2 separate regions of the Homo sapiens genome follow, and region 1 is linked to region 2. Evidence: chromatin loops called from intact Hi-C (ENCODE). Cell type or tissue: prostate gland. All regions are shown on one strand. Each heading gives the region's core, and the rest is flanking DNA. Links, peaks and the distances in the headings are about the cores only. Region 1 has its middle 43 kb from the start of CTIF-AS1. Region 2 overlaps CTIF (cap binding complex dependent translation initiation factor).

What was found. A loop is a pair of places that touch in the nucleus more often than their neighbours do. Peaks named below come from ENCODE experiments on the same cell type or tissue, not always from the same donor. Only the 100,000 strongest peaks of a DNase experiment are listed, where the experiment ranks them.
Region 1: it touches region 2 in a loop (1.9-fold over the local background); 7 of 110 quality-filtered maps call a loop at or near these places.

What each region holds. Positions count from the first base shown.
Region 1 is chr18:48,877,211-48,893,076 of GRCh38, reverse strand. No RefSeq gene overlaps it. Among named protein-coding and RNA genes, the nearest start is that of CTIF-AS1, 43 kb to the right of the region's middle. RefSeq lists a silencer at 15,116-15,346. In prostate gland, for the core only: no CTCF peak of the experiment used is centred there; a DNase peak (open chromatin) is centred at 7,576; H3K27ac peaks cover 1,433 bases.
Region 2 is chr18:48,820,358-48,836,223 of GRCh38, reverse strand. All of the region lies in intron 10 of CTIF (cap binding complex dependent translation initiation factor), which reads right to left. CTIF-AS1 (CTIF antisense RNA 1) reads left to right here. Exons shown (of 3, transcript XR_935449.3): 3 at 1,225-15,866. Among named protein-coding and RNA genes, the nearest start is that of CTIF-AS1, 14 kb to the left of the region's middle. RefSeq lists enhancers at 1-424, 2,887-3,550, 14,889-14,958, 15,059-15,308 and a silencer at 2,992-3,286. In prostate gland, for the core only: no CTCF peak of the experiment used is centred there; DNase peaks (open chromatin) are centred at 7,434 and 8,115; H3K4me3 peaks cover 613 bases; H3K27ac peaks cover 2,312 bases.

The DNA.
Region 1 (15,866 bases), core at 3,213-11,212, 58 kb before region 2:
ACATCAGCGTGACTGAGCATTTGCACTTAGATCTTAACACAGGCACCTCTTACACACACACACACATACACACACGCCAGATACCATCTCTGAAGCAAACTCCATCATCACCTCCATCCATCAGAAGGCCATGGATAGGAAAGGGGCAGGCAGGGATATGAAAGGATATTATTACCTGGGTGGTTGTTGTTATTATGATAGTCCTTAGAAAAGTCTCTACTCGGCAGAAAACATCAAACGGCGGCCAGCAGCCTCAGATAGCAGAGGCGACAGGCCCTTTGGGGCCCTTTCCAGTGCAGACCTGCCTCCTCGTTTGCAAAAATGACTTATTATTAATCTGCGATTGAAACTGTAATTATGCCATCACGGTGTCAACAAGCTGGAACACGGCGAGGGCTGGCAGTGCCGCCTGGAAGTGTGTTCTTACCCTCCACTGTGGCCGTGCTGGCACCCGCACCAGCATGCATGTGTGGAGGGGGCCTCATGCACACCTGCCAAATCAGGGCCCACCTCCTCACGGGCGCCCAGCCCTGTGTGTGTGCACATGGCTTTGTGCCTCTCTTACCCGTGAGAGTCTGGCTGGAGGAGGTGAGGTCAATGCATGTTCCTGATGGGAGAGCAGCCCTCAGAGAGCCCCAGGGAGCTCCAGAGCCTCAGTCAGTGGATCCAGCGGGGATTGAACGTCAGAGTGTGCACGAGGGAGTCAGGGCCCAGGTGCAGGACACTCCCAGCTGTGCCTTTCTGAGTGGTCATTGTCCCAGCCTGCCCTCCACGATGGGGCCTTCTTCAGCACCCTTCATAGACACAGTGCCAGGGTCCTTCCAGCCCTGTCCCTGCTCTGCTGGGCCCTGATGGGTGGCCGCCCTGGGGCCCATTCCCCTGCCGTGTTCACCTGCTGATGACCAACCTGTATTGACCACTCATGACACGCTAGGTCTGGGGGAAGATACTTTATGTTCATGATCTCATTAAAAATTTTAAAACCATTTATATTGAAATGAAGTAAAATGTAAGTGTTAGCTCTGCAAATGAGGATGCTGTAGCCCAGTGAGGTTAGGTGGACTCCCCAGGTCTCACAGAGCCGGGGTTTGAAGCCAGGCGATCTGACTCCAGACTGCCGGCCTCCTGCCCCCTCCTCCCATGCGGGGAGCTTGGGAAGGCAGAGTCCTGGCTTTAGGTCCTCTGCCTCCCTGCCTGGAGTCTTGGGTATAGAAGATGCTCAGGAGATGGTCAATGAATGAAGGAATGAGGTGAAATTCAAAAGTTTAGAATTGGCTTGAGAGACATGAGCTTTCCAGAATTCATGGTGACCTGGGGTCACTACCTGAGGGTGTGCCAGGCTGAGACTTCTGGGTTGGGAAGGTGTCCTTTGGTGCCCAGAGACCACTTTTTTTTGCCACATAATTGGGCTGAGTTTGGGTAGCTAAGAAAATGGCAACCCTAACTGGCCCAGAAGGAAAGTGTGTATGTGTGTGTGTGTGTGTCTGTCTTATTTTATTTTATTTTATTTTATTTTATTTTATTTTATTTTATTTTATTTTATTTTATTTTATTTTATTTTATTTTATTTTATTGAGATAGTTTGCTCTTGTCCCCCAGGCTGGAGTGCAGTGGTGTGATCTCGGCTCACTGCAACCTCTGCCTCCTAGGTTCAAGCAATTTTCCTGCCTCAGCTTCCCAAGTAGCTGGGATTACAGGCACCTGCCGCCACGCCCAGCTAATTTTTATATTTTTAGTAGAGATAGGGTTTCACCATATTGGCCAGGCTGGCCTTGAACTCCTGACCTCAAGTGATCAGCCCACCTCAGCCTCCCAAAGTGCTGGGATTACAGGCATGAGCCACTACGCCTGGCCTTGTCTGTCTGTCTTCTGTCTGTACCTGCAAATGTGTTGTCATGGTTTCAAGAGACAGCAGAGCTGGAAGGGCTCAGAGCTAGCAGGCAGCCAAGCTGAGATGAGGACCTGGGCCTCCTGACTGCCAGCTGGGGATCTTCTATGCATCTGACTGGGAAGGTCACAGGGCCCTGGGCTGGCCAAGGTAGAGACAGCTTCAGGGGGCTGGTCAGAGAGCTTGGCCCTTTCAGATCTCCTCTGGAGGGTGACCACAGACTCGGTGGCCACATTCAGCCACTTCTCACTGCCCTCAGGGTCACTGGGAGAAGCCAGAAGTAGGAGGACTGTATTTGAGGCAGAAGGCAATGAGGCTCAGGAGAAAGAGGAATGGCTTTGGAGTGAGGTGAGACCTGGGGTTCAAATCCTGACTCAACCACATTCTCACCGAGTGCTCCTGGGTAGAGTAACTTTTCTGAGCCTCAATTCTTTCATTTGTAAAATGGAGATAGGCAGGTCTGCCTTACAGGGTTACTGGTGGGAAAAAATGAAAACATGGTTCCTAGCCCCCTGTGAGGAGAGGCACGCTGCCCCGATGGTTCCCAAGGCTACATTCTACGCAGACTCGGAACTTCTGCGGCACATACCCGATGCCTAACTACAAGTAGTTTTGGGTCTGGAAACTAAGTGTCTCAACCCTGTGGCGTGCCCCCCACCCAGACCCAAGGCCACTGTTCACCACCCCACGCCCCACAAATGTCTCAGTGCCCTGCCAGTCCTGGTCCACTCAGTTCCCTGGTGTTTCATTACTTTGACTTGAGGCTTACTGCAGTCTCTTTCTATTAGGGCCTAGGCCTTGTGCCAAAACTGTTGAGATGCAAATGTCCCCCTTCATTGGTTTACTTATTCATGCACTCACTCACACATTCATTCAACAAGCAATGAGTGGCAGACACTGGGGAAACTGAGACACAGCAGGGCCCCAGCAGGGCTTTCTGGGATCTGGAGCTGCTGGCAGGGCAGAGAGGGGGAGGCCGGCAGTTAGGGTGCCTGAGACCCTGCAGGAATAAGAAGTGGCCAGGAAAAAGGGGCAAGCAGGAGGGGCGGCTGCGCTGAAACCAGGCGTAATTGGGCTTCATTGATTCTATGTTAATGCCGCTGGAGCAGCTCAGTGCATGGCAGAAGGACCCAGCCAGGCTGGGTGGATGCTTTGAGGCAAACAAAGTCCTCTTTGGGGACTTTGTTACTACAGGGAGAGCCAAGGAGGGTCCAGGAGAGCCAAACCACTGTGGCTGTTTGAGGCCCACATTCTCTGGGTGGAGTGGGTGGCAGTGGTCCAGGTGGTCCAGGAAATAGGCACGAGGGGTGACCCAACCTGTAGATGTCACAGTTCGGGGGGCCCTCTGGGACTGTTCCCAGGCTGGGCCTCATGTGGGGAGGCTCGGATGGAGTTGGGGAGGTCGGGCCCCAGGAAGGCAGCAGGAGCAGGGTGCAGAGTGCGCGGCAGGTGGGTTGATGGGGAGCAGGGAGGCCACGGTGATGGATGGGCCCTGCTGACCTTGCCTGGGAACCAACGCCCGAGACGCCTCCCGCCAGCTGGAGAGAGCCAGCGGGTCAGATGGCAGCCCCTCCCCCGGGAGGCCGGCCCTGCTAAAGCAGGAGGGAGCTGGCAAGCCATGCAGTTCTCAGGCCAGGCCGCCCATCCTCCCCTCTCCCACTGCCTCTGGTCCACACGGATCTTAGGGCTGAGATGGCTTGGAATGCAGGGGCCCCTAGGGCCTTGGAGAGGGCTCACACCCCCTCCCTTGACAGAAGGAAGAAATTGGCTTTCAGAGACCTGGAAAGGCCCTCCCAACCCCCTCCAGGACTCCCAAACCAAGCCCCCAGCTTTTCTTTACAGGGGCAGGGAGCTTGTGGACAGCACTCCTTGTGCCCAGAGAGGGGAAGTGATTTGCCCAAGGTCACACAGGCAGGGAGAGGCAGACTCTCCCTGGAGAAGAAAGGAGGAAAAGACTTAGTTTGTCTTCAGGTCAGGCCTCCCTGAAAAACATACTTCTGTTTCCATAGAGGTGCATTTATCCGACGGCTGTGGCCTTGGGAAAAGACCAAGCCATTTGTACCTGGCTAGGTCAGAGAACCCAGGTTGTGGGGAAAGGTGAGGGGGCATGGCAGGGATGCTGGGGGCCTTGGGAGTGGAGCAGAGGCCCTGCTTGAGGGCACAGCAGGTCAATGGGTTGGTTGTTGCCATGGTTTGAATGTTTTTGCCGCCTCCAAAACTCATGTGTTATTAATGCCGCTATAAAAAGGGCTTGTGGGAGTGGGCTCCCCCTCTCTTCTGCTCTTCTGCCATGTGAGGACACGGCATTCCTCCCCTCCAGATGATGCAGTGTTCAAGGCACCGTCTTGGGAGCAGAGAAACCAGGCCCTAACCCGCCAGCACCTTGATCTTGGACTTCCCAGTCTCCAGAACTGTGAGGACACGTTTCTGTTCCTTATAAATCCCCTACTCCCAGGTGTTCTGTGACAGCAGCACACAAGGGGCTAAGACAGTTGTGAACCTGATTCTCCCCAGAACATGGAACAAAGGGCTCAGCACACGTTCAATTGTGGGCCACACCTGTTCAGCAGCCCTGAATGCAGCTAGTGTGCTCAAACACGCCTGTGTGTGTGCTGGGGGTTCCTAGCTGGGTGATGGGGTTGCTGGAAGAACAGCTCTACTTCCACCCTGCAGCCCAGGACTTGACCCCTTGCTGGGGGGCTGGACAGGCTGAGGGGAGGACAGAGCTTCTCAGGAGAAGGGGGGCGGAGAGAGGTCTTCTTACTGGGAAGGTGCGGATGTCCCTCTCTATGACAGCCCCCTCTGTGCCAGCCTCACAGCATGCCTGTAAGGTAGGTGCTGCCACCAGCATTTCACACCTGAGGAAACAGGCCCAGAGGAAAGCCGTGCGTGCGGGGCTGCCGGGAGGGAAAGGGGTGCCGGCGAGCAGCCCCGTCCTGCCTCTCCCGGCAGGTGGCGGGCAGCAGAAGGAGCCTAGGATTCCAAGCTTGGTGCAAATCTCCTAGTAACTGTGCCTTTGGATTAAACACTTCCCCTCTCTGCGCTCCGGCTTCCTTTTCTGCACTGTGGGAACAATAGTATTGTCTCCTTCTCCCAGGAGTGTCTCAGGGCCTGCATGGTGACAGATGTGAAAAGGAACTACAAAGCATGAGGTGCTGTCCCTGTAGCCCAGGCCTGCGGCTCCTTGTGGGGGAGGAAGGGCTCCCCTGGGGCCCTCTGCTCCAGGAGCACCATGCGTGTGCCCTGGCCCTATTCCCACAGGAAGAGGATGGGAGAGGTGGGGTTCTCACCTCATCCTGAAAGTAGGGCCCACTGTCCAGCAGCCTAACCCTCATCTCATTCCGGCAAGGGCAGATGTTTTAGAGAGGTGGGGCCTGTCTCCCCAGGCCTCATGACCTCAGGTGGGAGAGTCGAGTCCCTACGCCTGATGTCGCGGCCTGGAGATGCCGCTAGTTGGGTTAAGCGCCTGGCCCTCAGTTCACCTTCCAGTCCTGCTCACCTGCTCTGAGGTCATGTGCGTACAAAGGGCAGACTGGAACACTTACACAGGCTCAGGAAGCAGACGAGGCAGGCAATGAACTTAATTAATAGAATCAGGGCCTATAAATAATCTCTCCCTGCCCCCACCGCAGCAGGCTGTGCCCAATGGCTGGCTTGGCATTCCGAGGACTTGCCCATCAATCCAGGGACTTCTGTGTGCTCTGCCAGTGCTCAGGGAGGTAGAAGGCAGGACAGGCCTCTCAGGAGCTCAACGCTGAGCAGGGATGAGGCATTGAAACCACTGAGGTACCTTCCTGGGTGGTGGGATTCCAAGGAGGGAGAGGGCTGTGTGGCTGAAGGCCAGGAAGGCTTCCCAGAGGAGGTGGCTGCCAGTCTGGGAGATGCTCTGATAGGAAATGGTGAAGAGGGGTAGTAAGAAAGGAGGAGAAGAGATGGGAGAAGGGGAGAGGTCTGTGTGTCCCCCTGCCAGCAGCAGCAGATGCAGGGGCTCGTTTCTTTCCCTAGTTGAGAACTCCTGTGTGTGTCAACCTCAGGAGTAAGGGGGACCCCCCACGTGCAAACCTACTAACTAGGCCCTGTGAGTTGCTCTCCGCTAGTAGTGACAGACTCCTCACTCCTTCCCTCTGAGGTGGGTGCCTTGTTGCCAAGGAAAGGGAGGCACAGAGAGGCTGATCTTGCTGCCTGTGGCCCTGCAGGAAAAGGAGGAGATGTTGGATGGGCATCTTCTGACTAAGCACGGGAACAGAACTGATTGAGGGGCCCCCTGGCTGTGTGTCCTGCAGGCTGATCCCAGCCCACAGGCTGCTGTTCAGCCTGGCAGGGACACTGAGGCAGGCTGGTTGCTGGAAAACACCAGACTCCCAGGGGCTGGCTTTGGCTCAATGACTCTAGGTGGACTTGCCCACCTTCCTTAGATCTCAGCGGTCTAGGATACTTTCACCTGGCCTTTCCTCCTTGGTCTTTCACTTTCTTTCTTTTCTTCTTTCTTTCTTTCTTTCTTTCTTTCTTTTTTTTTTTTTGAGACAGAGTCTTGCTCTGTTACCCTGGCTGGAGTGCAGTGGCACAGTCTCGACTCACTGCCTCCTCCACCTCCTGGGTTCAACCAATTCTCCTGCCTCAGCCTCTGGAGCAGCTGGGATTACAGGCGCGTGCCACCACACCTGCTAATTTTTTGTATTTTAGTAGAGATGAGGTTTCACCATGTTGGCCAGGCCGGTCTCAAACTCCTGACCTCAAGTGATCTGCCCACCTCAGCCTCCCAAAGTTCTGAGATTACAGGTGTGAGCCACCGTGCCTGGCCCAGTCTTTAACTTTCAGGCCCCATGTGCCCCCAGCTGTAAGGGCTCACCCAGACTTTGCCATCTCCTTCCCCATATTCTTTTACCTAGTTTCCCCTAACAAAATCCTTGCATGCATGATCCCATCTTGTGGGGGCATCTGGGCACCCTGGCTAACACGTAACACTCCTCTGAGCTCCCTCTGAGGCTCTGGAATCCTAGGACTCTTGGGCCCCTCATGCTGAGCCCTGACTGGCCCTAGAATCAGGACTGAGCAAACCAAGGAGTGCTGGAGTCAGGAGGACACTCACCATGGACAAAAGAGCATCCTACCTACCCACGCTCCCCCGCGGCTGCCCGGGGCCTGGGACTTCATCGGGTCCTCTTCTCCCTGCTCTGTTGGGAGTCTCAGCCCTGCTTTTGTCTGGTCTGCCCTTTAGGGTATGTGAAGGGGGTGAGCATTTCTTGAAGGCCTCACAACACCCTCTGAGCAAAGTATTCTTCCCTGAATTTTACCCGCTTCACAGATGAGGCCCAGGGAGGAGCAGTGGGCTGTCCTCATGCAGTCTCACTGCTGGTGGGACCTGGGGTTCCTGTTCTCCCTGCCAGCCCCTCTCCCTCACCCCATCCTGCCTTCACCTCTCACAGGGACGATGAGAGGTGGCAAGGGAAGGTGGTGGCAGGTAAGGAAAGTGGGGAGGTGCCGGGGCCAGGAGGCGTCTTCTCAGGCCCATCTTGGGAGGCTGGGGGTTGCCATGGCACCCCTGGCCCGCCTTAGCCTCCCTGACCAAGCCCGGCTGCCTCTTCCCATAAAAGCTAAATTTACTCTTTTAACAAGTCCAGCACTGCATTAAAACACAATGGAATGTTTGGGAAAGGGAATGTTCTGTCATCTAGGGCCAGTGAGTCAGGAGGCCATGCTCAGCCTCTGTGGGGTCCAGCAGTGCCTCTGGAGTCAGGCAGAAGGCCCCCCCGCTCCGCCATGCCTCTTCTCCTCCTGGGAGGCAGGGCTGAGAGCCCCTACTGGAAGGCAGGAGGCCTGGGTGCTGTGCCCTGGGGCGGATCTCTCTGAGTCTGTTGCAGAACTTAAGTTCTTCTTTGGTCTCGGTGGCCCCCAAGGCCCTGTGGCTCGCCTCCATGGTGCTGGGTGTTCACCCGAGGCGCTCCCTCGAGGACAGTGCTTTCCCTGAAACCTTCCCAGTGGAGGTTGGTTTTCTCTACTCTGCATCTATCTCAGAACCAACACGTGGTTGGGTGCCATTTCTGCTCCCACTGGTACTTCCAGCATCTCTCCTCCCTCTTTTTTTGGAACCCCCAGCTCTTTCCGAAGCTCACCCACCACCCTGCCCCAGGCCACACACTCTCTCTGTCCCCTCCTTGCTGTTACTTCCTAACTTCCTGGCCACTCTCCTCCATCTCTTGGGAGGCTGGCTCTGTCACTAGCATCTTGGGACTTTCCACATAGGGGACTACTGTCCATGTCTCAGTCCCTTGGCGACCTCACTTCTGGCCACCTCATCCTGTCACACAGTCCCAGGGTCATACCGTACCCTCATCACCACCAGAAACTGCACCACCTCTGAACCCTGATGTCAAGCTTCTCTTTCTCTGACCACCCCTCCTTCCTTCCCAGGTCTCTAACTCTAGACATTGACTTTCAGTCGTGACAGTTTTCCAGCCTCACCATTTTTGGCTCCTCTTTCCTCCTTCTCCTGTGTCTATTTGGGGAATCTCAACCTTAGTTGAACTCAGCTATTTCCCCCAAGAGCTGAACTTTGCTGGAGAAACCCCTGTGGCCGGGCTGATCGGGTCCCCTTCTGTGCATGATCACAACCTCGAAGTGGGGTCCTTGCTGCCTGGCAAGGCTGGTGTGCGTGGCAGGGATCTGCTGTCCCTCAAGGCTTCACACTTTCCTGAAACCTCTCACCCCCTGCCACTCACTGTTGGCCAGGCCTCTGACTTCACCCAGGAAAGGGAAGCACAGCTTCCTTCTCTGGCCTCCAGAATACCCTCACAACTCCCTGGAGCCTCTGTCTTTCCACCATCCAAGTGGAAGCCTGCAGACCTTCACCCCTTCCCCCAGGCCCATTCCTGGCACTTATCAAAGGATGAGAGTGGCTTAGTGGGTTTATTTACTTGTTCATTATCACTAGAAAATTATTATCCTGGCACCTGGCACCAAATAGGCACTCAATACATACCTCTTCGTGCATAAATGAATATATATTAGGGACAGTTAGCTTTACTAAGTAATATTTTAAAATTACAACGTTAACAAGGTATGCACTCAATACAAAAACTTCTGACAATGGAAAAGCATAAAGAAAGAAAAGGCAGAAATTAACCATAATTCTATCACTTGTTAATAACTGCTGTCAACTTTTGATGTGTATGCATTTGAAGTTTCCTACACATATATTTTTTCTTCTCGAAATGATACTTGGATAGATACAGATCACTATCTAACAATTGGTGATGAACATTTTCCTACATCTTCAGATATTCTTCTAAATCTTTTTAATAATTGCACAGTGTTCCATTGTATGGATGATCTTAATTTACTTAACCACTTCCTTAATGTTGGACATCTGTATTCTTTCCATATTTTTTATCTTCCCTATTTAGTCAATATCCTTATACATAAATATATGTGTACATTGTTTTCCCTGTGGCTGAATTCCTAAGTGGACTTGTAGGTCAAAGAGTACACATATTTTAAGGCTTTTGATTTATATTATTAAATCACAAGAGACAATTTGTTTTGGAAACCAAATCAACACAAACACAATCTCCTACTTTTCCAAGCATAACAAATCCCCTTCTGAAGCTCCAGAAGGCTCCTCCCTCAGAAATCCTCATGGCTAGGATTATCCTTTCCATCAACATTTTGCTTAAATGCCCCCTTATAGGCAAGGTCTTGATGGCTCTTCCATATAAAGTGGCACCTCTCCTTTTTTTTTTTTTTTTTTTTTGAGATGGAGTTTTGCTCTGTCACCCAGGCTGGAGTGCAGTGGCATGATCTCGGCTCACTTGCAACCTCCGCCTCCTGGGTTCAAGCGATTCTCCTGTATCGGCCTCCTGAGTAGCTGGGACTATAGGCGCCCGCCACCACACCTGGCTAGTTTTTTGCATTTTTAGTAGATATGGGGTTTCACCATGTTGGCCAGGCTGGTCTCGAACTCCTGACTTCAGGTGATCCACCCACCTTGGCCTCCCAGAGTGCTGGGATTACAGGCGTGAGCCACCACACCTGGCCTCTCCTTCTTTTTCATCCTCTACATCCTTTTTGCAGTTGCCTAGCTGCACTCAGCACCCCCTGACAAGTCTAATGTTTGTTTATGTCTGTCTCTTCCAGATCTATGAGAGTAGAATGTTTGTCTGTTTTGTTCCTCCTGTAGCCCCAGTGTCTTCACCTCGCCTGGCACAGAGTACATGCTCAACAAGCATTTTGCGAGTGAATGACTGAGTGTTGGCACTTCTAGTCTCAAACTAATGGTGATGATAATATTCGGGGCTCTATAGGAGCTGTTTTAAGTAGCAGAGGCAATTCATAGAAGAGAGATAAGGAAACAAACAAATAAAATTACTGCTTAATGTAGTCATTGCTGTGAAGGGGGGATACACTAAACACAGGGTGCGATACATAAACTGAGACCTGAGGGCTGAGCAGAAGTAGGTGTGAGAAGGGCATGGACAAGTGCATCCAGGCACATGGAACAGTGTGTAAAAAGGCCTTGAAGCAGGAAAGAGATTAGCAGGTTAAGGAATGGAAAGAAGGCCAGGGCCTGATCATAGCAGTCAGTGGGGTGAGAGCCACAGCGGGGAATGGGAGATCACCCATGTGCCGTGGATCAAGGAGCATGAGGAAGAATCCACTACTCAGAGGCTCCTACTCACGTTTCAGATCAGGGCAGTGGCCTCCAAAGCCCATTCTCTCCCTGAGTCTCATACACCATGGAGTCTCATCAAATTTACATTTAATGCATGAAACTTCCAGCTCCTTATTTTTAATGTAATAATGCCATAAGTAAATTTGCATATGTAGTCTTTATTACATACTGTCCATTATCCCATATTATGCTCACATACAAACACTATACTATATTGTACATATGAAACCTTTTACTTTACTTTATTTTATTTTTGGATAGGGTCTTACTCTGTTGCCCAGGCTAGAGTGCAGTGGCACAGTCATGCTCACTGCAGCCTTGACCTCCTAGGCTTAGGTGATCCTTCCACCTTAGCCTTCCAAGTAGCTGGACTACAGGCATACACCACCATGCTTGGCTAATTTTTATGTTTTTTGTAGAGACAAGTGAGCCCAGACTAGTCTTGAACCCCTGGGCTCAAGTGATCAGCCTGCCTCAGCCTCCCAAAATGCTGGGATTACAGGTGTAAGCCATCGCACCCACCCCATACAAAACCATTTATACCGTGTTTTATGGGGGTAAATTAAGGGATTTAAAAATGTTATTCTCTTTTTGTGCCCGGATTTAATTAATTAATTAATTTATTTATTTATTAACACAGAATTTTGCTGTGTCACCTAGGCTGGAGTGCAATGGCACGATCTTGGCTCACTGTAACCTCCACCTCCCAGGTTCAAGTGATTCTCCTGCCTCAGCCTGCTGAGTAGTTGGGATTACAGGCACCTGCCTCCACACCTGGCTAATTTTTGTATTTTTAGTAGAGATGGGGTTTCACTATGTTGGCCAGGCTGGTCTCGAACTCCTGACCTCAGGTGATCCACCCGCCTCGGCCTCCCAAACTATTGGGACCACACGTGTGAGCCACCGTGCCTGGCCCCTGATTTTATTTTTTATCAGATTTTCTCATTGTGCTTCATTGCTCAATATTTTATACTGACCTGTTTTCCAGTTCACTAATCTTCTATTAGTGACATCTAATCTGCTGTTAAACCCATTCATTGCTTGTTAATTATGATGATGATTATTTTTTGTAGTATTTTGTATTTGCCTAGAACTTCCATTTGATAACCTTTAGGAGTTTCCAGTTCTCCTTAAATTATTTATCTCTCCAATTTTTTTGAACATATCAATCACAATTATTTTAAAGTCTGCTATTTTAAATAATAATATCTGGATCTCCTTCAGGTTTATTCCTATTAGCTGTGTTTTTTTTCCACCTCTTAGTTTCAGTCATATGATCTTATCTCCTGTCATGCCTGGTAAATGTTATTGACTTCCAGACATGGTATATGGAAGGATTGTAGAGATAATTTGAGGCTCTGAATAATCCAGAGAGGATTTACTCTTGACTCTGGAAGGGAGATAGAGTAGAGGCAGCGCACTTTAATCCCATGTGGGATTAAGTTTGTTTGAAGCTGCACTTCAACCTTTGTGAGGGCTGACCTATTTCTGATTTGTGCTTCAAGGGTCCTAACTGACAGTTTTTTTTTTTTCTAAACAAGCCATCTCTCCACTTGGAGATGCTTGAGTTCTCCCCTTTCCTCTTTCTCTAACTCCAGGAGGTTGCAAAAACCTCAGTCTCCACTTCCTGCTCACATTCTGAACTTCATGCTACTGCTTAGGGGAAAAGTAGGGCCAAATGTTAAGCTCATCTTTCTAGATTCAAATTTTAAAAATGTATTTTATCTCTTTTTTCGGTTGGTGGCAAAGTTGGTGTGATATATAAGCTAGTCTACTGTAGCCAGAAGTAGAAATTGGCACAGATCTTAAAACCCACCCCTGCTGAGAAGTCATTCCAGTCCCCTGCTTCAACTTGGCCATTCAAAGGGTCAGCTTTGGCCTCCTCCTACTCTGACCACTTGCTCCCCATTCATACAGGGCTTGGCTGCTGCCTAGTGATGTTCATGGCCTGGAGGCTGCCTCTAAAATGGCTACCCTTCCAGCCCCAGCATCCAGGCTGGTCAAGATGGTAGTGGCCTGGTTTTTGCCAAGGCTCTGCCATCACAGAGTGGCCAGGCTCACTTCTGTCTGCTGACCAGCCTCACTCACACGCCATGCCTTCTGTAGCTCCCTCTTGTGCAGGCTCCACGCTCAGTGCTTAACATAAGTGGTCTCATTTCATCCTCATAGAAAGACTAGCAAGTAACTATAGTTATCTTCATTTTATAGATGAGGAAACTGAAGCCCTAGGGGTTTAGTCATAATCCCTGGCCACTTCATAGAATTACATATGTACTTAGGTGTTCAATTAATTTTCTCGTTCACCCTAGACTATAAGCAACATGAAGGCAGAAAATGTGTCTATACATCTATTTTATATCCTCATCATATGGCCATGCCTGGCACAAAGTCTGTAGGCAGTAACAACCACTGAAGCCAGGTGTGGTAGTGCAGCCTGTAATCCCAGCCACTCAGGAGGCTAAGCCGGGAGGATGGCTGAAGCCCAGGAGTTCGAGGCTGTAGTGTGCTGTGGTCACATCTGTGAATAGCCACTGCACTCCAGCCTGGGCAACATCGTGAGATTCCCATCCCAGAAAAACAAAACACAAAAACAAAAACAACCCAACCAAAATCAAAACCAAAAAGAAGCATTGAGTGAATAAATAAAGCTTCAAGTCCCAAAGTTGTTTGTGGTGGAGGCCAGACTCCAGGGAGTCCTGCCTGCTCACCACTCACATCACAGCTGGTGGGGAACACGTTCATTCACCAGAATGTTCCCAGTATCTTCTATGTGTTGAGATTCTAGTGGAGTTTCCTGCTGCCAGGGCTATAATTTTGGCAATTTCAGCGCTTTGGTGTTGGGGGTTCCATTGCCCTTAACCAAGGTCTGAGGACCCATATGGAACTGAGGAATGGACTCAAAAGCTTCTGACATTACAGTAAAAATTTGTAGAGAATTTTTCTAGAGAAAGGATCTATTCAATTTCTCAGACTCTCAGAGAGGTCTGGGACCTCCCCAAAAGGTCAAGAATCTTGGGCATAGGGTTTGGTTGCCTTGTCGGTCTCCCAACATTACCTCGCCTGGCCAGGGAGGGGCTTCCTGAAGCCACCCACAGCTTGTTGGGGGCCGACTGGAGAAACCAGCCAGTGTGTGAAGGGGAAGCCTTTTCCAGCCTGAGCAGGGTACCCAGAGCCCTCCAGCCAGCATTCTCGAAAATCCCTCAAGGTTAGGGGGTGGGTGTCACTCACCGAAGGACCATGAATAATGGAGATCTGGCCCTCTCAGGGCAGCCGCTGACAGGAAAGCCGCCCCACCGGCTCGGCGGCATATTTGTGTGGCTTCTGGTTCTGAGGCAACCGCCAGGTGAGGCAGGGGTGGCGGGGGTGGGTGTGTGGGAATTCCCAGGCCCCGGCTCAGCACTTTGAAGCGAAGACCCTGAGTCCATGTTGGAGGGGGCAGGAAGGCGCCACCAGTCCCTCGAAAGGAGACAGGAGGCTGCCGGGGCAACTTCTCCCTGCTCAGGCTGCCCTGGGTGCCCCCGGCCTGAGGATGAGGAGATTCTTGTTTAGTTTCGGAATCAGCAAGTCCACCTACAAGAACATCCTCTCAGAATCAGAAAGGTCTCTCCGTGTACATATTCTACCCCACACACAAAATCCTTACAATTTTTTTTTTCTTAGACGCACACTCTCAAAAACACGAGCACTCTCTTGTCTCACACACCAAATTCCCTGTCGTGTGCACATTTGTTTTCTCTTTCTCTCACACACAGGCTCACACCCGTTCATGACCAGGTTCGGGGGTGCTCCTGCAGACCTGGAGTCTGACCTTGGCCTCTGCGTCCACCTCAGGGTTCCTGAGGTGACCGGGTGGCTTCCTGGCTCCGCCTTTCTCAGTATTGTTCCCCACTGGTCAGCCCTGACAAGGTCACTTCCTACACAGAGTGTAGCAGACCTTGCTGGCCTCGCCCACCCCGCTGCGCTGTGAGCCACCGTCCTGCCCCTTCATCCCACAGGTCCTCTGACCTAGCCTGGCCCTGGGCACAGCCTTTGACAGGGAGTCAGGGGCCAGACCCTCCTTGTCACCCAACCCCAGTTGAGTTCAATAATTCTGTCTCAGAACTTAGAGGAGTTTAAGAGGGAGAAAATGTTTAAGAAAAGTCAAGAAAACCAAATTGTAATTTTATGTCCAGCTGTGACATGACTCACTTAGTGCACATCCTCCAACCCCCAGACCAGAAGCCTCCCCTGAGCCCACCATGGCTCCGGGGGGAGGTAGGGGTGACAGGAGTGGGAGGGATTGTGTTCCTGGAAGGTCCTTGGCCAGGGTAGTCCCTGAGAGACTCTAATGTCCTCTGGGGCTGAGTATTCCCTGCTGTGGCTGGGCTCAGGGAAAGCCACATTGCCGGGTGTCTGGACTTGGAGAAGGTCCTGACATGATGCTGCCATGGTTGCCCCATCAATGTAGCTGGGTCATGGGCAAAGGTGGCCTAAGACAGGATGATATTTAAAATATTTAGGTCTGGGCACAGTGGCTCAAACCCATAATGCCAGCGCTTTGGGAGGCTGAGGTGAGAGGATTGCTTGAGGCCAGGAGTCCAAGACAAGCCTGGGCAACATAGGGAGCCCTCGCCTCTCCAACAAACAAACAAACAAACAAAAAATTAGCACTCAGCACCAACTATGAGAACTGAGCTGGAACAGGACCCCAGAGGCCACCCCTGCCAAGCTGTGCCCGCCTTTAACCCTGTAGTTCCTAGATGTGGGCAGTTGTGGTGAGGTTGGTCCTGGGGGGTAAGAGGGGCAGGGATGGGACAGTGGCTATTCAGCAGTTGCTCCTGAAGAAGCAGCTGTGGGGACATATGTTGAGATTCTAGCTGAGTTCCTGCCATCAGGGGTATAATTTCGGCAGTTTCCAGATTTTGATAACATGTACACACACGGTTAGCAAGACACGGAGTGGGCTGCCTTGAGCCCATATGAGCTTTTGAAACCCTGAGGGGCTAATGATGAAGAGAGCAGGGGTGGGGGTTGGTGGCAGGGGACATGAGAGAGTAACACCAGCATTTAATATTGATGTAGCTCTCACTGTGTGCCTGATGCCTACTGAGTGACTTCCGCATATTACCTCACACGATAATTTAAACAGTGCTGTTGGCCTAGCACTTTGGGAGTCTGAGGTGGGTGGATCATTTGAGATCAGGAGGAGTTCGAGACCAGCCTGGTCAACATGGCGTCTCTACTAAAAATACAAAAATTAGCTGGGCGTGGTGGCAGACGCCTGTAGTCCCAGCTGCTCGGGAGGCTGAGGCAGGAGAATCACTTGAACCC
Region 2 (15,866 bases), core at 4,226-12,225:
CTTTTTAACTCTGACTTTGTTGCTGGGATCTTGAATGCTCCAGAGCACAGTGGGAGCTGCCTCTTTAGAGAAGCAGCTGCTGGGGGAGGAGGGAGGTGGGGCCTGGAGGTGGGTGGGCTCCAAGGCAGTGGCTCCTAGGGCGGGGGTATGCATTTGTGCCTTCCTGCAGCAAATGTTCATGGGCTAGAGGGCCTGGGGCCATGGGGACCAAACAGCCCGGTGCCTGTCCCCAGGCCACCTACAGTGGGGGGCAGAGGGGTAGAATGACAAATGCAAACAGGGAGCTGGGAGGGAGCCCCCTTTGGATGGATGAGGTGATCAGGGCAGGCTTCTCTGCAGAGGAAACCCAAAGGTTGAGTAGGGGGCAGCCAAGTCAGGGGTGAGGGCAGGTGGGGGGCTTGGTGGGAAGGGACCATGACCGACAGCTCCCACACAGTCCCCTCTCCACACCTGGCCTGACATGTCCTACTTGATCCTCACATAGTCCCATCACTGCTTTATGGACCACGCCAGAGGGGGGAGATCAGATGATCTCCAGTGTGCCCAAGGCCACTCATGGGGGTCAGGGAGCTGATTCTCAAATCCAGGAATATGCCTTGAAAGTCTGGGGCTCCCTTCTGCACTGTGCTTATAGATGTGGGATCCTTAGCTTTCTTGGGAGCATGGATCCCTTTGAGGATCTCGATGAAAAATCTGCACCTCTCCCAGAAAAATGCACCTCTGCACAGGTTCACAGATGTCTGCATACAATTTCAGGGTTCTCAGACCCTGAAGGCCACCAAGGGACCCAAGTACATGAGCCTTACACAGCACAACCTAAATCGTCAATGGCAATGTCTCAGGAGTGTAGGACAGTGACTGCCTCTGTAAGACCATCAGCACAGCCATGGCCACACATGTTGTCTGGAGGATCAGGTGGCCTTTTTCTGTGGCTTTTGAGGTTGAGGCTGGGTACCCTTGTGGCTAATGCATAATGCCAGGATGGCCAATAAAGACACCATAAAAATTCCCTGCCGTGTGCCTGACACTGGACAGATTTAATCTCCAGGTCTTCTGGGAACCCCGCAGAGGCAGGGGCTGTTTTCTCATTTTACTGATGGAAACTGAGGCTCAAGGAAGTGAAGGAATTTGTTTCAAGTCCCAGGCAGTACCACGAACATGGGATTTGAAATCACGCAAGTCTGACACGCAAACCTTGGTTCTTTCCTTTTTCCCTTCTCACAGAGGGTGCTTTTCGCTTCCCGGAAGCTGGCAGGGAGTTCCTCTAAAGCGCAGGTTGGAGTGGTCAGAAGGGAGCGAACTGACAGCACGAGGAAGGCTCAGCGCATGCCAGCTCCACTCACGGGAAATGACTCACTGCAGCCCTGCTGCTCTCGGGCTCCGGGGGACACATCCACATTTCCTGTATCTCGGCTAGAGCCTTGGGCAGTGTGAGCTGGCAGGGCAGATCGCTGAAGGCGGCTAGAGATAGAAAACCACCCAGCTCTGCATCCTGAGACAAAGAAGCCTTTCCCTGGGCTCATATGATAGAGGTACGTTGCCTCTGGGCCTCAGTTTTGCCATCTGTAAAATAGGGTGAAGGTCAGACTAGATTGGGCATATTCAGTGTGGGATCCCCCTAATGACGGCATCAGCATCACCTGGGAAACTGCAAATTCTCCTTTATGACAGTGGCTCTCAAACTTTAATGTGCATTGAAACCATCTGGAGGAGAGGAGCGTTTCCCACTTGAGAACCACACAGCGGGATCAGGGAGGGGCGAACTATAGTCCACCGGCCAAATCTGGCCATGGCCTGCTTTTTATGGCCCATGAGCTAAGAATAGTTTTTTCCATTTTTCAGTAGTTGGGGAAAAAAATCAAAGAATATTTTGTGACATATACAAATTATATGAAATTCAAATCTCAGTGTCCATAAATAAGGTTTCGTTGGCACACAGTCACTCTCAGTCATTTGCATATCGTCTACGGCTGCTTTTTCCGCTATGAAGACAGAGTGGAGGCGCTTGCTCTCCTGGTTACATGCTGCTGCTCACGCCCTACACCTCGCAGGGATGTGGTTAAACTCGGCTTTGCCTCTTGGCCTGCAGAGCCTAAAATATTTACTATCTGGCCCTTCATACCAGACATTTGCCGACCCTCATCTACAGAGAGAAGGGAAAGGAAGAGAACGGGAGGGGAGGGGAGGGGAAAGGAGGGGGAAGGGGAGAGAAGGGGTTTGTGCAAGAGCTGGGGTCCCTTCTGGGGAAAAAATGAGCTGTCAGGGGCTTTTGGAATCTGAGAGAGTCCTGCTCTGCGCTGGGCCAACATTTGGAATCTTTTGCACAGTTGCTTTGAGGGTGATCTGGAAGGCCCCTCTGACCAATAAAGACCTTCCCTCTTGCCTGTATGAAAACCTAACATTCCACTTCTAGAGCAGGGGCTCTTACCTGGGAAGCCCCCCATCCAGAGGCCAGGCTTCGGGGGTTCTAGGTAAGCTTTTAAGCATGCAGGTGTTTTCTGGGGAGAGTTTGGTGGCGCCAGTGACCTTCCCTACCCCTCCCAAATCCCAAGCACCCTTTTTGTTCCTTTGGGGCACACATTTTTCTCTCCCCACCCCTCCTTTCAAAATGTGAAAGTCCCCGGAAGGGGGACACTGTGCACCTACATCTTCCTACCTAGGAAAGGGGTGAGGTGATCTGATGGGACTAGGCAGGCTTTAGGAACGTCCAAGGAGTCTGAGGAGAGGTGGAGGGCGGCGGGGGCAGGGGGGCATTTAGAGAGAGGAAATGGGAAAGAGGGCATCTTTCCCAGAGGGCTGCAGGACCTCCGAGCCCACACTATCTGTACTCATCCACTTCTCCGCATCAGCAAGAGGCATCCAAGACTCGCAGCCCACACGGCTACCCTCCCACCCTCACTGGTGGGCACTTCCACTCCCCAGGCCCCACGAGGCCTCCCGCCTGCAGCGTTAGCCAAGCAAGTCTCAACTCTGGCCCTGGGATTCCAGGTATTTTCCCAGCCAGCCGCACCTCATCTAATTGCTTTCCAGTCAGCTAATCCCTGGCCCACGCCCTCCACTCCAGCCAGGCAAGCCACCTCTGTGTGGCCAGCAGGAGCTTCTGAGACTTCCCATGGCATGCATCCAAGCCTGGGGCAGCCTCTCGCCTCCCCTTGCCCAAACCACATCCTCTTTGCCCTTCCCCACACCTCAAACTCTCCTCTGACTAACATTTCCAAAAAAAGTAGAGCTTGGTCCAGTCCAGACCAAAAGCGGCAGACTAATTCATTCCCTACCACCTCCGCCCCCCAGACTCAGCACTTCCTGACTATCAGGAAAGAACAATCAGCAAAAAGTGGAGCTGTACCTACTGTTCAATTTCTAGAGCTAATTGTTTTCAGCAGGGTTTTGGCCTTAATTAAAGGATAATTAATTACTGAATGTGTGTTTGCATTTCCACAAGTGTGTTTGCGTTTCCTAAGTCTGGCTTTTAACCCTGGGAAACCAGATTCAGCAAATACTTTCATGTTTCAATACTTCTGAGTAAGGGAGAAGGTCTTAATTACAGAAATGGTAGTCCTGTGTAATCAAGGGGCAATGCAAGAATGAGCTAATTGTGCCTTCCACACACTCGGCCACGATTTCTGTCGAGCTGCTGTGAGGAGAGGGTGGCAGCTGCCCAGCCCTGCCCAGCACTGTGTCCCTATCCGTGGATTCTCTTATCCCTGTCACGCAACTGGCCACCCCTGCCACAGCCCTTCTCTTCCCTTTCTATGTGTTTCTTCTTTCCTACCTTTTCCCCCTCTTTAGCACTTTGGGAGGCTGAGGCGGGATTGCTTGAGCCCAGGAGTTTGAGACCAGCCTGGGCCACATGGCAAACCCCGTCTCTACTAAAAATACAAAAAATTAGCCGGGGGTGGTGGTGCACACCTGGAGTCCCAACTACTTGGGGGGCTGAGGTGGGATGATTGTTTGAGCCTGGGAGGTTGAGGCTGCAGTGAGTCCTGATTGTGCCACTGCATTCCAGCCTAGGTGACAAAGGGAGACCCTGTCTTAAAAAAAAAAAAAAAAGAAGGACCACGTTTTCCAGACCCTGCAGGGAGCTCTCCAGCCAGGCAGCCCCCACACGCACACTGGCTGTGAGCTTGAGGTTTTAGTATTCATGGTGCCCCTTTGCTGCCTGGTGCTATGAGAGGCTATGAAAAGTACTTTTGAGACTTTGGGAATCCAGTTACTTTAGGGGTCCAGAACTGCTCCAAAAGCCTGAGGATTCCAGAAGCTGCCTCCAGACCGCCTGGTCCAGCGTAATAGCCACAGGCCACATGTGGTCTTGGGCACTTCAAATGTGCCTGAGTCCAAATTGAGAGCTGCTTTCAGTGTAAACTACAGACTGGATTTCAAAGACTTCGTACCAAAAGAGAAGAACGTAAAAAATATCTCATTGGTACTTTTTAATATTGATTACACGTTAAAATGGTGATTATTTGGATATATTAGACAGCATAAAATTAATTTCACCTGTTCCCTTTTCAGTTTTTTAAAATGTGGCTACTAGGCCATGTAAAATTACACGTGGCTCACGTTATATTGTTACTGGCCATGTTGCTCCATAGGTGAATTCTGCTGTAATTGTCAAGGTTTCCGTCATCTTCAAGGTCTGTGACTGTGGGTGTCCTTTCCCACCCACTCCATTCTCCCACCCTTCGTGCCCCCTGCACATACTCCTAACTTCCTCCGTTCCTCATGGGAGGGGCAGTGAGGAGGGCCCTGCTGAGCGCTGTCACAGTGTACAGCAGGTGCCCAGGCCCCCACAACAATCCCTTCCCCATGGGCTCTTGGTCCAGGGAGCTTTGCTAGAAGCTCCTCCTGACTTCTCCTAAAGATTGTGGTTTGTGGGATTCTGACTTTGGACAGACTGAATCTCATATGAAGCTCGGTGGAGGGTTGTTGAGAAAAGGCCACTTAACCAAAGGCAGGGACAGAACAGAGGCAGCTTCGCAGGCTGAGAGCACTGTTTGCACTGGTTCACTCACAGTGTGGGCACAAATGCCCCTTTTGGGCTTGCTTGCTGGGGTGATGGGGGGTGTTTCTTTTCCCTTTCCCGTTCTGAGCTCATCTCCAGGGACCACTACCAGCCAGCCCCACTCTGCTCACTCACATTGCCCCTTCAAGGGTTCTGGATTTATCTCCACTGAGAAATCATTCCAGATGAATTCTAGAAGGGCTGACTATTGTCTCTGGCTTTGCTCAGTCTAGGCACTCTACTTCCTTAATTCAGTCAATAAGTATCTACTGAGGACCTGCTATATACCAGGCACTATTCTAGGCACAGGGATACAGCTGTGAATAGACACGTTCCCTGCCTTGAGAGAGTTTCCATGCTAGTTGAGAGACAGAAAATAAGCGATTAACAAAGAAAACTCCAAGCCAGGCACTAGTAGGGCAATGAAGAGAAGGCAGTCAGGCTGGGGACAGTGGTGGGGGGACAGGCTGGGGCGTGGTCGGGGGGGGGTCTGAGAAACTGACTTCTGAGCAGAGCCCTGGACAGGCACCTAGAAGAAGGGCCTTCTCCCAGAGAGTGAACCAAGGTCCTGAGCCTTATTCTACTGTGTTCTTCCACATTTTTTCCCAGTAAGCAGCACTTCAGTTTATACAATATAAAATATGCTGTGAACCCATCCTTTTATTTCATGTCTTTGTTTTTTGGGGGTGGTGTACCTCTCAGACAGTGAGCTACAGGGAAGGGAGGAAGTCAATTTATAATCAACAAATCTGGCCGGGCGCGGTGGTTCACGCCTGTAGCCTGTAATCCCAGCACCTTGGGAGGCCAAGGTGGGCGGATCACCTGAGGTCAGGAGTTTGAGATCAGCCTGGCCAACATAGTGAAACCCCGTCTCTACTAAAAATACTAAAATTAGCTGGGTGTGGTGGCACACGCCTGTAATCCCGGCTACTCAGGAGGCTGAGGCAGGAGAATCCTTGACTCTGGCAGGCGGAGGTTGTAGTGAGCCAAGATCACATCACTGCACTCCAGCCTGGGTGACAGAGCGAGACACTGTCTCAAAACACAAACAAACAAACAAAAATAATTAACACATCTACCCAAGGGCCAGAGAGGGTAAGCTGCAGAAGACTGTCTGCCTCCGAAACCCACCTTCTTCCCCTAGCATTCCCCTCCTCTTCCTGGCTACAAGAGAAGGCTGATCCTGGAGGTTCTTTCTCAAAAGGCCTGGCCCCGCCCACACTCTGACCTACAGTTCAGTGCTGGCGGCAATGAGAGCAGAGCCATCAAGAAGGAGCTGGAGCCTGGCTTGGTCTTGAGGTGGACAGAAGGGAGGAGAAAAGTTAGTTCCCTAAACATCATTCACATCTGAAGGCAAGAATGGCAGCAGGTGGATATCATCAATGCTAATTTGAGCTACAGGTCCTGAGAGCTGGAGTCGGTTGGAGAAAGATCCACAGGGGTCCTGGAGAGCTGTGTGTGCTTTATTCACCCTCGGCTCTTAGTGCAGGGCACCGTTTGCTCCTCCTCTCCCCAGGAGACAGCAGCTCTGTGAGGACAGGGACCCCAGCGTGCTTATGCCCAGGGCCTAGCAGTGGGTCCAGCACTCGGCACCCCAACTGCTAGATGGAGGGCACCTGTGCTGGAGCACGGAGGCTGGGCAAGGCGGGGGCCCACTCTGGGAAGCACGGAGGTCGGGGGGCTCTGCAGACGTCTGCAGAGTTGCCTGGATCCTCCCTTAAGGTGGGAAACAGGCAGGCTTATATTTTGACTTCTGAGTTACCTGGAGTAACTGATGGCCATTTTTTGCACCCCCAGTGCCCGGTTTATGATCTCTGAAATGTGTAAGTCACTGTCCCTCCCTCCCAACCAGTCCTCCCAACCAGACCTGCACTCAGAAAGTCCCCCAGCCTGGCTCCCCTAGTGTTTGCTGCCATCCACCTGCTGGGAAACTGCTAAGGGACGGTGAGGGTGTGTGAGCAGGAGGGCATCCTACTGTGTGATTTTAACCCCAAAGGATTACCCCAAAGGATTTAAAAATCTAGACGGATGCTTGTGCCTGTGTACATATACATCTTGTACCCACAACTCTGGCAAGGTACGATTCTATCCTCCCCAGTCCCGTCCATTAAACAGCTCAGAAAAAATAATCTGCACCCCCTCCCTCCTCCAAGCCTTCAGCAGCTGCCGGTCCCCTCCCACCTTCAGCTCAGCTCTGCAGATAGCAGGGGCCTCTTGAAGTTCAGACATTAATTACCCAGTCAGAAGATTTTTCAAAATTACAAGGCATGGCCCCAGGAGATAAGAGGGAGGAGGAGGAGCAGGCGGGGGAAGGAGATGGGAGGGCAAGCCGTCCAGGGCTGCGAAGGCGGGGCTGGGGGCTGGGAAGGTGCCCCTCCCCTGGGGAGAGTCCCCCTACTGCCCTCACTGCCCCCACTCGCCAGGCTTGTGCCCTCTGCAGGGAACGCAGAGAACAGGGATTTATAGCTCGTGCTGGGCCCATGCCCGAGGGTGCGTCTGTGGGGAGAGAAAGGGCTGGGGACAGGGATGTAGGACTTTTCTTGTTGGTCCTGAGCAGAAAAGTTTTGACATCACCATCTCTTACCTCCCTACCTAAGCCTTAAAGTAGAATTCCGGCTGGAAAATGGTTTTGTGAATTTAAATTGTTTTCAAGCAAGGGGAGATAGGCGAAATCATTCTCTCTCCCTAATTAGGAGGATGGATGGAGCTGAGGACTCCCCGGGAGGGAACTGGAAGGAAGATTTCACTGGGGGTCAGCAGGGCAGCTCAATCTATGAAAAAATGCCAAATAGTTGATGTTTATTAGGAAAAACTGCTCCCTGCTATATACCCTTCATAAGGCTAGTTAATTCCCCCGTGAGCACATGCATTCTGAATCTCTGTATTTCAGAGAAAATACCCAAAGCTTGCACCCACACCACCTTCCAAAACAGGATTAAAGAGATGTCCTCCTGAGCCATGTTGAGATTGGTTTAGAAATCTCTTGAGTTTTAAGACTGTTTAAAAACGGTTCTGGCTTGGAGACTGGTTTCCCTTTGGAAACCAGTGTCTGGTGGAAGCTGGTATTTTTATAACTCTAGGCTCTCTATCAGATCCTGTGTTACCATGGTTGCTAAGGGGAACACTGGCTTCAAATTTCACATTTCAGTTTGCAGAGTCTGGCTAAGGAAGCAGAACAGTCAAAGGGTGGGGGCTGGGGAGAGGGTCGGGAGTGGAGGTGGGGTGGGTGGGAGACTCCAGTTCTATCTTGAGGAGGTCAAGGATCCAGGCAGCTTCAGATGGGGCCGCTTCCGTGTGTTTATGTGTGTATGTTTGGGGCGTGGGGGTCTGGGTAGGTCGGCGTCACCCCGCTGAGTTAACTTCACTGTGTGTGCTGAGCGGAAGAGGGGAACGAAAGCTCTGGAGGGGACAAAGCGGGTGGGAAGTTATTTCGGCGGAGGTTACAGGAATGGTCGCTTAAGCTGGGGTATTCATAGCAGCAGCTGCTGGCCCTGCAGGGACTCCGATGCTAAGCCAGTGCCCAGGGGCTGGGTACCTGGCCCTAGGAAGGCTACATTCTCAGAGGAACATTCCAGGCGGGGTCTGTGCCTAAGATTAGGGCTGGAATAAACTGTTCATGCAGAAAGGTTCTCCTGATTTTTCAAGCTGCATTCTAGCCCTTCACTTCCTGCTAAGTCTTTTTGTTTGACCGTTACAGTCAGAACAAATTTAAAGGCAATCAGGAGCTGGGGAGTTGCTCTCTGCCGGGATGCCCTTTGAGGTGGCTCTCCTGCCTCCTCGCCTCTTCCTCCATCTGGGCTCCCACCTTCCCTCTCCTGCCCACGCTTTATTTGGAGCACTGCACTCCTCCGGGCACTGAGTTACCCGTGGGCTCCTCTGGCTAGAGACTGCTCCAGATTTAGTTGACTTTGTTATCTCAGCACATTTCTAGCAAGCAATGTGTCCAGGAGACTTTCCAGTTTAATAAGGAAGTAGCATTTTTCTCATTGTTTGTTGAATGAATAAAGGAATGCTCCTTTGTTCCTTCCATGGTGTTGCTTTCTGGCTTAAAACCTTTCCAAGGTTCTTGGAGTCATCCTGCATTCACTAGAACACCTCTGGTGAGAGCCGGAGCTGGCCACGGCTCGCTCATCGGGCCCTCTCTTTACCACCCAGATGGGCCATGCTTATTCTGGCCCCCACGCCTTGGCTCAAAGGCTCCTTCCTGGAGGCTTTCCCCATTTCCCCCATGCCTGTCCACAATCCACTTTCCCTTAAGCCCCAGCTCCCCTGCCCTTTGTCCCCGGCGGCTCCCCACCTCCTTCCCCATTCCATTTCCCCACATTCATCCAGCTTACAATCCATCATAAGTGTTCATGGCTGCTTAATTTCAGGAGGATTGCAAGCTCTTCGCTGAAGGATCACAACTTATATCCCTCCTTCTGGTACTACTAGGAAACTTCGCAGTTCAATAAGAAGCATTGTCTCAAACTAAATCATTGCTTGTTGAATGAGCACAGACTCCGAGCAACATGCAGCCGGGGTTCCATGACAGATGAGACCTAGCCTGTCCCCAGGTAGCAACGAAAGACTGAAATGATTTAAAAGCAACCAAGAAAGGGTCACAAGGCATTAATACAGCCACCTGGCAAAGAGCATATCTGGAGACAGACGTTGACAGCCCCGGGTGGACATTAGTTCTATAGGATGTTGTAAGAGGAATGAATCCAGGCAGGGTGAGGAGGCGGTGGGAAGTGAGCCCGGCCCTGAAGGTGGGCAAGAGCCAGGCAAGAAGAGGAGAAAGATTGTTCTCATGGTGGGAGGAATGCAAGGCCACCTATGGAAATACAAGTGGAGCAGTTTGGCTGGAGAAAGGGGTTGTGTTTGCTTATGGAGGCCTTGGATGCCCCGTTGGGAGAATGGACCTCACTTTCTGGGGCTGACTGTGTTGCGATTTTTTTTCTCTTGAGCCATGCCTGGAACACGGTTTGTATTCAACAGCAACACACAAACTGACAGTTCCCTGCAAGGCTGTCATATGCCACTTGCTTCACAGAAACACCTCGCTTATTTTAAGCCTGAAAACAAAGCCACAGGATGAGTATTATTCTCATTCCTATGCTACAGATAAGAAAATCGAGGTTTCAAAAGACGGAAGAATGAGGTTAAAGTCCCACGGCTAGTAAGTGGCACAGCTGGGATTCAAACTCAGGTCTCTCTGGCTCCTAAGGCTATGCCCCTCACCCAAGGGTTTTTGGCTGGTCAGTGGATGCTCACTGAATGCACCTAGGATGCTGAGACTATGTTCCTTAACCTTGGCCGGACATTAGAATCATTTGGAAAGCTTACATATCCCTGCCGAGCAAACCCCATTTTCAGGAAGTTTGGTTTAATTGGTTGAAGAAGGGGTCTGAGAGTTTGTAATGTAGTAAAAGCTTCTCAAGTTGCAGGGCTGAAGATAATTCCCCATGGATCCAGCCAGCAAATCTCTGCTCCCCATCAGAGTTCATTGTTACCCCTGGGGAACAGACTATCTTGGTCACTTCTGGCCAAAGTGGGTCCTGCCCTGGCCTCTGCTGGGTAGCTGAATGCCCTGCTCTTGGGAAAGGAGGAATGGTCCGCCTGGAAAGGTGCCTCTGAAGAATGTGTTGCTTGACTCTGTGAAATAGCAGAGGCTCTCCACCCACACCCGCTTCATCTCAGCCTTTTCCGAGGTCAGATTTCCCCTGGAGCCAAAACAATGTGAGCAATTGAATGCACACTCACGCAAAAAGTTTAAAAAGTGGCTCTCTCATTGTTGCACAGAGCAATTTCATTTCCTGAGAAGCCTGACTTGCTGGCCTCTGTGTTCTCCTCCCTGGCCTGTGCCTGCCCACCTCCTCTAGGAGCGCAGCCAGTTGTGTCCCTTGGGGGCACCCCTCAGAGACACCCCTCAGAGGCATCTGCCCTCTCCCTGCCCTTCCCTTGGAAAGGGCAGGGAGGGGCAGATGGGATTTCTGGGGCCTGGAGGGGAGAAGAGCCAGGGGGCAACCAGAGGGAGAGGTTGGTGGGGATCAGGAGGTGGGTACAGAGAGATGGGAGATTCCTGGCAGAAAGCGCCCTGCCTTCCTCCTTTACTCCACTCCTGACCTCTGGCTATGGCTGCTGGACTCCAAAGAGACAGGAGGGTTGGAATTATGGGTAGGGATGAGCTGGGGGGATTGGATGGAGAGAAGAAAGGTGGGATGTTCAGGGGAGAGAGAGGATGAGAGGAAGTGGAGGAAAACAGGCGCATGGAACTTTGTTGAAAATTCCCCTGCTTGGCTGGGTGCAGTGGCTCACGCCTGTAATCTCAGCACTTTGGGAGGCCGAGGTGGCCAGATCACCTGAGGTCAGGAGTTTGAGACTAGCCTGGCCAACATGGCGAAACCCCGTCTCTACCAAAAATACAAAAAATTAGCTGGGCGTGGTGGCGGACGTCTGTAATCCCAGCTCCTTGAGAGGCTGAGGCAGAAGAATCGCTTGAACCCGGGAGGCGAAGAAGGTTGCAGTGGGCAGAGGTTGCACCACTGCACTCCAGCCTGGGCGACAAGAGTGAAACTCTGTCTCAGAAAAAATCAAAAAACAAAACAAAAAAAAAAAGGAGAGAAAAGAAAATTCCCCTGCCAGAGAAATTTTCAACAAAGGACTTTAAGTAAGGGGCTCAGAGAGAGGCATTCAATGATAACCTAGAAGAGCCTCACAACAACACCACGGGATCACAGAGGCACGGAGAGGCGGAGGAGGTGGAGAGCATTGTAGGGTCAGGGAATGAAGGCTCTAGACAAGCCAGACCCACAGCCTGGCATGTTGGCTCAGAGATACCAGCTGATGGGGAGATGACAACCCTTTGCTCAGGCCATAAACAATAATTGCACCCCTCCTGTGTGTGCAGCCCTCATAGTCACAGTTAGGCTGAGGACCTGGGCAGGAGAAAGAGGTCCTTAGAATGCTATTATAAAATGCTCATGGGATGTTTTTCCATTTGTTTGTGTCTTTTTTCATGTCTTAAAATAATATGTTATAGTTTTCAGTGTACAAGTTTTTTACTTCTTTGGTTGACTCTATTCCTAAGTATTTCTTTTGGATGCAATTGTAAGATTGTTTTCCTAATTTCCTCTTCAGATAGTGCACAGAAATAGAAAGGATTTTTGTATGTTGATTATGTTTTTTGCAAATTTACTGAATTCATTTATTAGTTCTAGCAGTTTGTGTGTGTGTGTGTGTGTGTGTGTGTGTGTGTGTGTGGAGTCTTTAGGATTTTCTATATATAAGATCATGTCATCTACAAACAGAGACAATTTTATGTCTTCCTTTCAGATTTGGATGCTTTTTATTTCCTTTTCTTGTCTAATTGTTCTGGCTAGGATTTCCAGTACTATGTTGAATAGGAGTGGTAAGAGTGGGGATCCTTGTGTTATTCCTGATCTTTGATTGGAAGATTTAATATTGTGAAAATGTTCACACTATTCAAAGCAATCTGCAGATTCAATGCAATCCCTATCAAAATCCCAGGGGCATTTTAAAAACAGAAGTATAGAAAACAATTCTAAGATTCACTTGGAAATATAAAAGAGCCCAAATAGCCAAAGCAATCTTGAGTGAAGAAGAACAAAGCTTGAGGCAATCACACTTCCTAATTTCAAAATGTATCCCGAAGCTACAGCAATCAAAACAGTATGGTACTGGTATGAAAACAGGCATATAGACCAATGAAACAAAATAGAGAGTCGAAAAATAAATCCACACATTTACAGTCGACTGATCTTCAACAAAGGTGCCAAGAACACACAATGGGGAAAAGACAGTCTCTTCAATAAACGGTCTTGGGAAGACTGGATATCCACACGAAGAAGAAATTATACTCTTATTTCATACCATATACAAAAATCAACTCAAAATGGATTGAAGACTTAAATATAAGACCTGAAACTGTAAAACTACTAGAAGAAAACATAAAGAAAAAGCATCTTGACGTTGGTCTGGACACTTTTTTTTTTTTGGATATGACTCCAAAAGCACAGGCAACAAAAGCAAAAATAGACAAGTAGGATTGCATCAAACTAAAATGCTTCTGCACAGCAAAGGAAATAATCAGCAGAGAGAAAGACAAAGTATGGAACAGGAGAAAATATTTGCAAACCATACATCTGATAAAGAGTTAATGTCCAAAATATATAAGGAACTCCTAAAACTCAATGGCAAAAAACCTAATAACTCAATTTAAAACTAGTCTAAGAATTGGAATAGACCTTTCTCCAAAGAAGACATGGAAAATGGCCAGCAGGTATATGAAAAGATGCTCAATGTCATTAATCATCAGGGAAATGCAAATTAATTAAAGCCACAATGAGATATCACCTCATACCTGTTAGAATGGCTGTGAGCAAAAAAAACAAAAGACAAACTGGTAAGGATGGAGAGAAATTAGAACCCTTGTACACTGTTGGTAGAAATGCAAAATGGTGCATCTGCTGTGGAAAACAAAATGGAGGGTCCTCAAAAACTTAAAAATAGAGCTGCCATATGATCCAGCAATCCCGCTTCTGAGTATTTATCCAAAAGAGCTTGAATCAGGATTTTGAAGAGATATAGCACTCTCATGTTCATTGCAGCTCTATTCACAATAAGCCAAGACACGGAAACAACCCAAATGTCCATCAGCAGATAAATGGATAAAACAATGTGTGTGTGTGTGTGTGTGTGTGTGTGTGTGTGTTGGGGGTGGGGGTGGGGAGATGAAGAGTGGTTGGGTAATGGGTACAAACATACAGTTAGATGGAATCAGCTCTAATGTTTGATAGCACAGTAGGGTGACTATGGTTAACAACAATGCATTATATATTTCAAAATAGCTAGAAGAGAGGACTTGAAATGTCCCTAAGACATAGAAATGATAAATACTCGAGGTGATGGATATCCTAAATTCCCTGACCTGATCATTACACATTCTATGCATGTAACAAAATATCACATGTACCCCATAAATATGTACAAATATTAACCTCCAAGAAAAAAATTTTAAAGTGGTATATACATACGATGGAATACTATTCAGCCTTTACAAAGAAGGAAACTGCAATATACAACAACATGGATGAACTCTGATGACATTACTAAATGAAATAAGCCAGTCACAGAAGAACGAATACTGCATAATTCCATTTACATGAGGTATCTAAAATAGTCAAATTCAAAGAAGCAACGAATAGTGGTTGCCAGAGGCTAGGGGGAAGTGCAGATGGGGAGTCGCTAATCAATGGGTGAAAGTTTAAGTTATGCAAGATGCATATGTTCTGGAGATCTGCACAACATTATGGCTATGGATACAATACTGTACTTTATCCTTAGAAACCTGTGAAGAGGGTAGATCCATATTCAGTATCCTTACCACAGTAAAACTAAAAATAGAAATTCAAAAATATTTAAAAAATAAAAAGGAGCTTGCTAAGCAAATATGAGTTGTAAATAGCAGAGCAAGGAGACTCCTGCAGCTACAGATGACCAATAATCTTCTTCAATCACTTTGAAAACCACCTCGGCAGAAACTATTTGTTCTTAAACAAGAAAAGCACACATTGAAAATTCTTCTTTTTCATCTCTGGAAGAAGGATCTCTGATTGGCATGTTAGTTGGGGCAAAAATGGAATCAATTCCACCAAGATCTACTGGGATCCTACCATATAGGTGCTGAGTTATGCACCAAGAAAACAAACAGAGTAGCCCCTGCTCTGCCTGCAAGGCAGTGAAATGGGGTGGTCAGATCTGGATTCCAGGACTGATTCTACCGCTTGGTGGCTGTGTGGCCCTGAGCAAGTTGCCTGACCTCTCTGCTCTCCTCTGAAAAATGGGGATGATAATCTTCAAAGTGCTGTCTGAGTTAAAAGAGAAAAGAACACACGAGGCACTCGATTGAGATGGAGGCGTCCATGCAGTGAGATGTGCTGCTACCGTTACTGAACACTACTACAAGGCAACGTGAAGAGGCTGGGGTGAGGATGGAGCAGTAAGGACAGAGGACACTTCCAGGTCCCTTAGGAGGAAGCTGTTGGTGTGCTGAGGGGGTGCCACACAGAAAAGGTGACTTCAAACTGGGCCTAGGAAGAAGTGTCAGGGACAGGAAGACAGAGAGGCAGAGATGACTCCAAAGTTTCAAGCTTGAGTAACTTAAAGAATGGTTAATTTGATGAGGTCAGGGTGTGAAAGGATGTCCCCAGGGACTCCCAGAGAGCTGGGTGTCCTCCAGGCTGAGGCGCCTGGGGACTAAGCACATGCTTGAGCTAAAGGAGCGTGGGGACCGAGTAAGCTTGGACCTCAGAATGAAGGGGGCCTCTGTGAGCACAAGGACCCCCAGACGGGCTGGATGGTGAGGACTTTGCATCTATCCCTTGGGTTTGTCCTCACCCTCAGCAAGACCCTTCACTCAGAGATGGCCTGTGGGTTTGGGTTTTACTCAGAAGCAGCAAGGAAAGCACTGCAGGGGAGCCCCGGGGGTACAGACGCAGGGGATGGAGTGAGTGACTTGACAGCGGAAAGGCCGTGGCGTGGGTTCTGGGGCTGCTACCTGGCTGCAGGGAGGCAGGCAGCATGGGTGGGGGCCTGCATGAGAGCTGCACTGAGCAGGGGGTCTTGGGGTGCAGTTCTGACCACATCCTTTTGGAGGGTCCTGAGGTATGACCTGGGACAGGTGTAGTGGGCAGCTGGAAATGTGGGCCTGCGGGTGGTTCTGGGAGTTGGGGGGATCTCAGGGCAAAGTGGGTGCTGTGGATTTGGGGTCAGACATCTACATGGCCCCAGGGGGAAAGCCTAAGCTTTTCCAGCATGGAGGGGGCTGCAGCTGTGCCTTTGGCTCTGGAAACTTCCATAA